Regions from separate parts of the Mus musculus genome. Here regions 1 and 2 are each linked to region 3. The links are chromatin loops, found by intact Hi-C in ENCODE. Cell type or tissue: heart. All regions are shown on one strand. Region 1 holds the start of Slc2a12 (solute carrier family 2 (facilitated glucose transporter), member 12). Region 2 has its middle 79 kb from the start of Gm35179. Region 3 overlaps Tbpl1 (TATA box binding protein-like 1).

Region 1 (2,500 bases), 69 kb after region 3:
GGCCCTTTCACATTACCTTCTGCATAAATATTCACGATGGATGAGCATGTTTACACATTACCTTCCAAGAAGATAATTGTAAGTGTGTACAATAGAAGATATGAAGGTACACTGTGCTTTCAAAGCTACCTTAAAGGTGTGCATGTGCGTGTGTGCATGTGAGGAGATGGGCTCACTATGTCCACCTGGTTGGCCTAAATCCTTCTGCCTCCTCCTCCTATATACTGACATTACAGGTAGGTGGTAAAAATTAGTCAACTCTTTATGGTTGTTGCAAAAGCCATGCTGGGCAGTTACTCTTCTTGGTCTCGGTGACACTGTGACACAGAGGCACCATTTAATTAACCCTTTGTTTGCCAGCACCACCTCAATGCTCTGCTGTCTTCTGCAGCTCATTTTCTCAGGCATGTGAAGATAAGGCCTTTCCAACTTCAATCTGACTACTCTTGCCTGCTCTTAACAGAATTTAAAGTCAGCCCGAAAGGCTTTGGGGAAAGAGAGAGGTCAAAGATGGCCCCAGGTGTCCATCCTCCATTAGATGAGGGAAGGAAAATCAGGCTAAGGCCCTAAGCCTGGAGCAAGGCATTTCTGGGGTGGGACCACTTCACTTCCGCGTGAGGCTTAGTGGATTCCGTTCCCAAATCATAAACATCCTTGGGTAGACCCATTCCCAGGTGGAAGGCTGTGAGTAACTTCTGTGTCGCTGAGCATTGGCGACTATTTGTAACATTCCACTTGGGAATGGAATGTATGATTGAAGCATGTGGCGCTGATGAGAAAGTATTAAGCAGAGGAAGAAGAGGGTCATTTGTATTGGGTTTGTCATACCACAATTAGTATATAGTCCCTTGAAAAAGAGATGAATAGAAAGAGGCACCAAGAAACAAACAAACAAGCGGACAAACAAAAAGGTGGAGGATTGTAAATCCACCGAGACAAGCATCTCGGTGAAGCACAGATAACACCATAAAAACTACTAAAGTTCTCTTTGGTAAGTTAAAGTATTCAACGAATCTCATTTTGAAAGGCAAGTTTCCAAGAAAGCAGGGACAAACAGGGGTGCAGTTTAGGGGCACGGAATAACTCATAATGTCCACTTGTTCCACACCGTTTGTTTGCGACAATAAGCAAAAAAGGTGTGTGCTCACAACTGAGGCTCTGATCCACCTTTCCAAGAGAGAGGAATGTGTACATTGCGTTACGTAAAGCAAATTGATGTAGCCCATCGTTGCAGTAGCTCCTGTTTCAATACATAAAGTCCCAAGGAGACTTCGGTCCCCGCATGTAGGGCTCTGGGTCACTCCGCGTCGCACTGAACCCTGCATTCCCGTTTCCACACATACGACACGCTCCCGGGCTGCGCGCGCACACGCACTCCCACGCACACGCACAGTCCGAAGGGGCTCGTGGGGACGACTGTCCCCTCTAGCGGTCACCCGAGCCAGCCCGGCCGTCTCACGTTACCTCCCGCGCAGGCAGGATGCCCTCCGCCGCTGGCTCCACAGCTGCCTTCGGTCTCCGCCTCTCTCCCCTTCTGGTTCAGCAGATTGGGGCCCTCTGTGTTTTCAACAGGTACCATGGTCACGGTAGTACTTACAGCTTCTCGCTCGCCACCGGACCACCCAGACCTACCGCGCTGACAGCAGTGGTCACTGTCCCCATGGGCAGCATGCTAAAGAAGAGTGGGAGGGGTTTGAGTGGGGGGGCGACCTTCGGGCAAAGCCAGTGTGATTTGTAACCAACTTTGTTTCTATTTCCGAAGGCTTTGCCCTTTTCGGTGACACAGGCTGTTGCTATTCCAAGCAGCCTATCACAGGCAAGGGGAGGGCCGTGTCTCCAGGATTGTTTTGCCTTTAGATGCGAGTTGGAAGCAAGAGGTTAAAAAGACTTGGGACTCAAAGGCAGTGTTTGGCCACCGGCTAGGGCTAGCTCTTGTGTTCCCGCAATTTGAAAAGCAGCTTAGAAAAAGAAGCATGCAGATTTAAATGCAAGTCTGCAAGCCAAGAGTAGGGAACAAATACTCACAGATGGTATCAGTTAATCTCGCCGAAGAGGAACATTTTATGTAAAGACATACCAGAAGGAAAAGTATTAATATTTCTTTTGTGGGCAAGCCTATTGCCCTAAAAGCCACAACACTCACCAGCTTAAACAAAGCGTAAAAGTTGTTTGTTTCAACGGGATTTGGGTCTAGGTAAATGCCTAGCATAGCTTTCTCTCTAGGCCCGTGGTACGGATCAAGGCCTGCTCCCAACTCCAGTCGCATGGATTCTTTAGACACTTTCTAGCCTGAGTTTATAGCAAGATAGTCCTTTTAAAAATGCACAGTTGACCTGAAAGCGAGGCAAACAGAGGATCTTCTGTCAGGTTGCTCGCTGGCTTGGCTGGCGGGAGGACACTCGGTATTCAGAGATGACTGGAGCTGTTGTAACATGAAACAAATCAGGGCACCAGAGGGAGGGGTGTTTTACTGGTCTATGAATGTGTACTTACATAAACA
Region 2 (2,500 bases), 370 kb before region 3:
AGACAATAAAGTGACAAAAGAAACAAAGAAACACAAAGAATCCCTCTAACTCCTTTGAGGACTGTCCAGTCCAGCCATATTATAGTGCCAAGCACAGGAACCAGGTAATACAAACCAGGCACACATGGCTTGTGGCAACACTAGAGACTGCGTCCTGTGTTGGTCCCATAGCCGTGCCATTGAGCTGATCTGTGTTAGTGGACCTTGCCTGTGGTATTATGCTGCATCTTCCCAGTGTGTATATCCTTATCTTTGACATTTTCTCCTTCCTGCTGCAAATGTCCTCACCATGCCTCTTGGGTGCTTGGCTGATGCAATGAATCATTTCCCCAGCCAAAAGCTTCTGCTATGACCCCCATACAAAGCAGGGCCGTCAGTTCCAAGGGGTTGAACAATGCTGGGAAAGATTAGTCAGTCTGTCAGTCACTGACCAAGTGGAAACGCGCATGCCCAAAGCAATGGGTTGCTCAGCCTGCCCTTTGGCAGCAAGCAGCCCACATGGAAGTCACTTGAAGTGACATGTGATGCACATTCGGACCATAGCTTCTGGAATTGGTTGGTGCTATGTGGAAATCGCATAGAGAATGACTATCGAATACATTCAAGACAACTTTGAGGATGCTCAGAACTTAGAAGAGTCCAGATATGGCTGGTATCGCCTAAGAACAGGAAGCAGTTTCTTACCTTAAGCCCGTGGAAGATGAGGTTCCTCCGCCAAACAAAGATTCCAGAACAGGTAACAGAAAGATAAGTGCCCCCTTCCCCGATTCTTTTGGCATTTAAAACAATGCCAAACATATCACAGAAGCGGAATAATTTTTTTTTTCTTCACCAGTAGCCACTGACTTTGAGATGCCAAAAGGTCCAAACCTTGGAGTGACTATATAAGGTGGCTCAGGACTGAAGAAAAACAAAGCAAATCGCGGCAACCAAATCTAAGGTCTGTGATGTAAAGCTGTCCCTTACATAGGTTTACAGGAAGACCTCACACTACTGTCCTAGAAGTAAGTGGATCACTGAATCTTGATTCAGTCACCTTTCTCCTACCCTTCATGGAAACTTTGGTTTTGTCTTCCCACGGGCAATACCGCAGACGAACACAAGGGGGCGAGGGCGTTCTGTCTAAGGTTAACAAAGCGAGCATGAGTCCCAGTATCCAAATCAACGCTTAAAATAACTTTAGGAAATGTTCTCCTGTGGAACAGCCACGACGTGCTTTCTCTATCGGATGTTTTATTTCATTTAGAACTTATGCAAGCCGTTTGAGTTCTGACTTACTCTGAATCGAAGATCAATAGAAGTCAGAACACCCAGAAGAGGAAATGTTTGGGCCTTTGAACACGGCTGTTCCCTTTGTACAGCAGCAACTTCCCTGCTGGGAACCGAGGTGTTTACTGCCACTATCTGCCAGATAAGGGTGATATTGTTTCCAAGAACTCGGACAAATAATACTTCTGAAGAAAACCTTGCAGGAAATTCCAGTTTCTACATAAAAATAAGTACACTAATTTGTGTGTGCATACGAATATGGAGTGTGTACATCTGCATATGTGAGAGACTGTCTAAGAATCTATGAGCGTTTCTCATATGCTATGAGTAATGTCATCATTTGACCACTGGTGTGTAGTTGTTCCACTGAGGTGTGAGGCTGTGTGCAGCCTAGAAGCTCAGTTCCCATGAACAGCCCCGGCGGGGTGTGTCACGATTGATCAAGGGATGGAACATGTGTCACGCGTGGGAAGGCATCCTCCAAGTCAGCTTCCACTGAAGTCCAGCCCTCCCCTCAGCCAAACCTGGACACGCCACGCTCAGTCTTGCAAAATAGAATTAAATAGGGTTCACGTAAATGAAACTCAAAAAGCCACAGCAACAAGAAGTCGCTACAGAGTATCTCTCTGGGCCTGGGGATATGAACTTGGGGTAGATGGCTTGAAGGATGGCACAGGGGCCTGGAACAAAGAGAGCAAAAACATGTTACATGAAAATAATTATTTATTTATTTCTCTTTTTTCCTTCTTTTATTTATGAAAATCTAACTTTCCCTGATATCTCAGCATTGATAAGGAAGATTGATGCTCTGGCATCAATTAAAGTATTACCGACCTTAATTTTTCTTCTAACACTCTTGAAACCTTATCAGAAACATAATAGGCCCTGTGTCCATAAAACCCACTCTGAAAGGTAAGCTATAACCACTACCTCTTATTTTTAAAATTAGATATTTTCTTTATTTACATTTCAAATATTATTCCCTTTCCTAGTTTCCCTTCCAAAACCCCCCTATCCCCTCCCCCCATCCCCTGCTCCTGAACCCACCCACTCCCATTCCTGGCCCTGGCATTCCCCTATACTGGGGCATTGAGCCTTCACAGGACCAAGGGCCTCTCCTCCCATTGATGACCAACTAGGCCATCCTCTGCTACATATGCAGCTAGAGCCACAAGTTCCACCATGTGTTTTCTTTGATTGGTGGTATAGGTCCAAGGAGCTCTGGGGGTAC
Region 3 (2,500 bases):
TAACAAGTATATAAATTTTGTTATTTCATTGATATTGTTTAGAGTAGGTCAAATGACATTAAGTGGAAATTAAAATGCATTCTATATAAAGAGAATTACTACATAATACTGTATTTTTATAAGCTTAATATATCAAAATTTAATGTTTAAACAACAAATTGCTTTTCTTTTCATATTATCACCCATGCTGCCCGTACCTTTTCATAAATCCTATCTACCTTATTAACATTTTCATCATTGCCAGGTGATGGTTTGAAAATCCAGCTCATTTCTGCCGCCTTCTCGGCTGCTTTCACCTCTGGACTGCTTTCTGCTACAGGTTTCCTTGTTCTCTTTGGTGTTCCAGACTTCCTTTTGCCTGTATTGTGTACTCTGGGGTCTTTCCTGTGACTGTTCGTAGCTTCTCTCTCCTTGCATTCACTAGACAGCCAGCACCTTAGACCAAGTCTTTTCTTGACTGACTCATCTGCCCATGCTCTGTTCTTGATGACCTTCCCTTGGCCATGCATATGACCACCAGTTTACAGAAGAGGAGCTGAAGACTTGGAGAAAGCTAGGTGACTGATCACTCCACAAAGTTAAGGCCAGCTCCACAGCCCGAGCCCTCTTCTGTCGTTTATGCTACTTCTCAGAGATGAGAAAGAACCTTCTCCTAAAAGGCAAAGTAGGATTCTTCTTCTCAGAGGAGTGGCGACTGTTGGGTAGCGGGGTGGGATCAGAGTGTGGGATGGCTGCTTTGTGGAGAATACAGTGTTAGTGTGGAACTGTGTTGATTTGTCTGACATTTAGAAAAGAGAGCTCTCTTGGGACTGTGTGAGTGGGCTTGTATGTGTTGTAAATTGGTCTGTTACCATTTTTGCCCTAAGTTGGCCAGTTCTCAAATTATGGATGCTAACTTTGTGGTCAAGCCTCTGAAGCCCCTCCCAACACCCGCGCTGTAACACAATGTCTTCGAGTAGCAAGACTCTTGTGCTGTGTGGAAGCAGGTCTATTTAGTTTGACTTTTTTGGCTTTCCATTGGAAGGTAAGGTTATTTGTGCTTTGTTTTTATGACAGCAGTTATTGTGGTCTCTTGTGGAAAATGTGGTGTGGTTGCTTCTGATGAAGTTTGTCATCAGAGCCAGGAGGGGGCAGTGTTCTGCAGGAGATCCAAGGTTGCAGTTGCTGAAGCAGTGGCTTTGCAGTGAATACCAAGCACTAGGCTAGAAAGTCTGTGACCTAAAGATAGATGCTGTGTTGTCTACAGTCAATGCAAGGGGAAGGCGCGCTCTGCTTCCGTGTGTATGTTACAGAGTGCTAGGAACGTAGCATTTCAGGAAAACAAGACAGCTGTAATTCTAAACAGTTTATTTGGAGATATTTGACCAATCAAAGTCATACTTGGCATTTCCTTGAAAATGAGATAAAACAGTTAAGCCATTCTAAATGTAAGGCCTAGACAGAGAGTGTGCAAGCTGTTGATACCTACATTGAAGTTACTTTACTTTTTAACAGTAAGCCGAGTATGGATTTGTTGATTTAAGAATTCAGATTCAGAGCTGGCGTATAGCTCAGTTGCTAAATTACAAGCTGATGCTCATCCTCAGGTACAGCCTAAGCTACATGAAAGCCTAGTTCAAAATCAAAAATGAAATCCATATTCTACCAGAAATGCTAATGCTCTGAATAGAGACATTAACATTTTGATACGTATATATGATATGTATCTGTGTGTGTATATACACATATATTCATAAATACACACACACACACACACACACAGCCAAAATAAATTCTCTCCAGGCCTCCATACTAGTTAAGTGTGTGCTGCACAGAGGCCGGGGAGGCTAGAGTCCCTGAAGCTGGAGTTAAGGATGTTGGTAAGCCTCCGATGTGGGAACTGAGAAGAGCAGCCAGTACTCTTAACCACTGACCAATCTGAGTCACTAGACACACTAGCAACATGAAGCTCTGTCTAAGCTTTTGTGTTGTGTACGATTCATAAAGTATATCTTGGTGCTGACGAGGTGGCTCAGGGATTAAGTATGTGTTACTTACTGCTCTTGCAGAGACCTGAGCTCAGATATAAGCACCCACCTGGTAGCTTACAACCACCTATAATTCTAGGTCCAAGGGAGCTGATGCCTCTTGACCTTTGAAAGCATGCTCACACATGCGCACACACACACAATAAAAGTATATTTCATAGTATGTGTTATGCTGTTTTAAACTAGTTACTTTTAGTTATTAGCAATTTCTCTGTATTTATTCTTTGCTTAGCTCAGTATTACCAACTGGCAGAAATTCCATTTTTTATATATGTGTGTGTGTGTGTGTGTGTGTGTGTGTGTGTATTATATATGTGTGTGTGTGTGTGTATATATATATATATATATATATACACATATATATATATATATAAAACATGTTACATATATATTATATATTAGGTTCTGATAACCCACTATCACAGTATCTTTTGTAGAATATTTCTATATTAAATTATAAGAGAATACTGTTA

Evidence for each region. Hi-C counts contacts between places; a loop is a spot of excess contacts. Peaks named below come from ENCODE experiments on the same cell type or tissue, not always from the same donor. Only the 100,000 strongest peaks of a DNase experiment are listed, where the experiment ranks them.
Region 1: a loop joins it to region 3, with 4 times the contacts of the local background. A loop is called at or near these places in 7 of 42 quality-filtered maps.
Region 2: a loop joins it to region 3, with 6 times the contacts of the local background. A loop is called at or near these places in 5 of 42 quality-filtered maps.

Annotation. Positions count from the first base shown.
Region 1 is chr10:22,644,278-22,646,777 of GRCm38, reverse strand. Slc2a12 (solute carrier family 2 (facilitated glucose transporter), member 12) reads right to left here and starts at 1,767. Exons shown (of 5, transcript NM_178934.4): 1 at 1,465-1,767. The coding sequence starts at 1,579. In heart, a CTCF peak has its summit at 1,423; a DNase peak (open chromatin) is centred at 1,537; H3K4me3 peaks cover 1,280 bases; H3K27ac peaks cover 1,374 bases.
Region 2 is chr10:23,080,074-23,082,573 of GRCm38, reverse strand. No RefSeq gene overlaps it. Among named protein-coding and RNA genes, the nearest start is that of Gm35179, 79 kb to the right of the region's middle. In heart, a CTCF peak has its summit at 1,099 (motif pointing right); a DNase peak (open chromatin) is centred at 1,103; H3K27ac peaks cover 322 bases.
Region 3 is chr10:22,713,376-22,715,875 of GRCm38, reverse strand. The region is part of intron 1 of Tbpl1 (TATA box binding protein-like 1); the gene reads left to right. Among named protein-coding and RNA genes, the nearest start is that of Mir7663, 15 kb to the left of the region's middle. In heart, a CTCF peak has its summit at 1,117 (motif pointing right); a DNase peak (open chromatin) is centred at 1,115.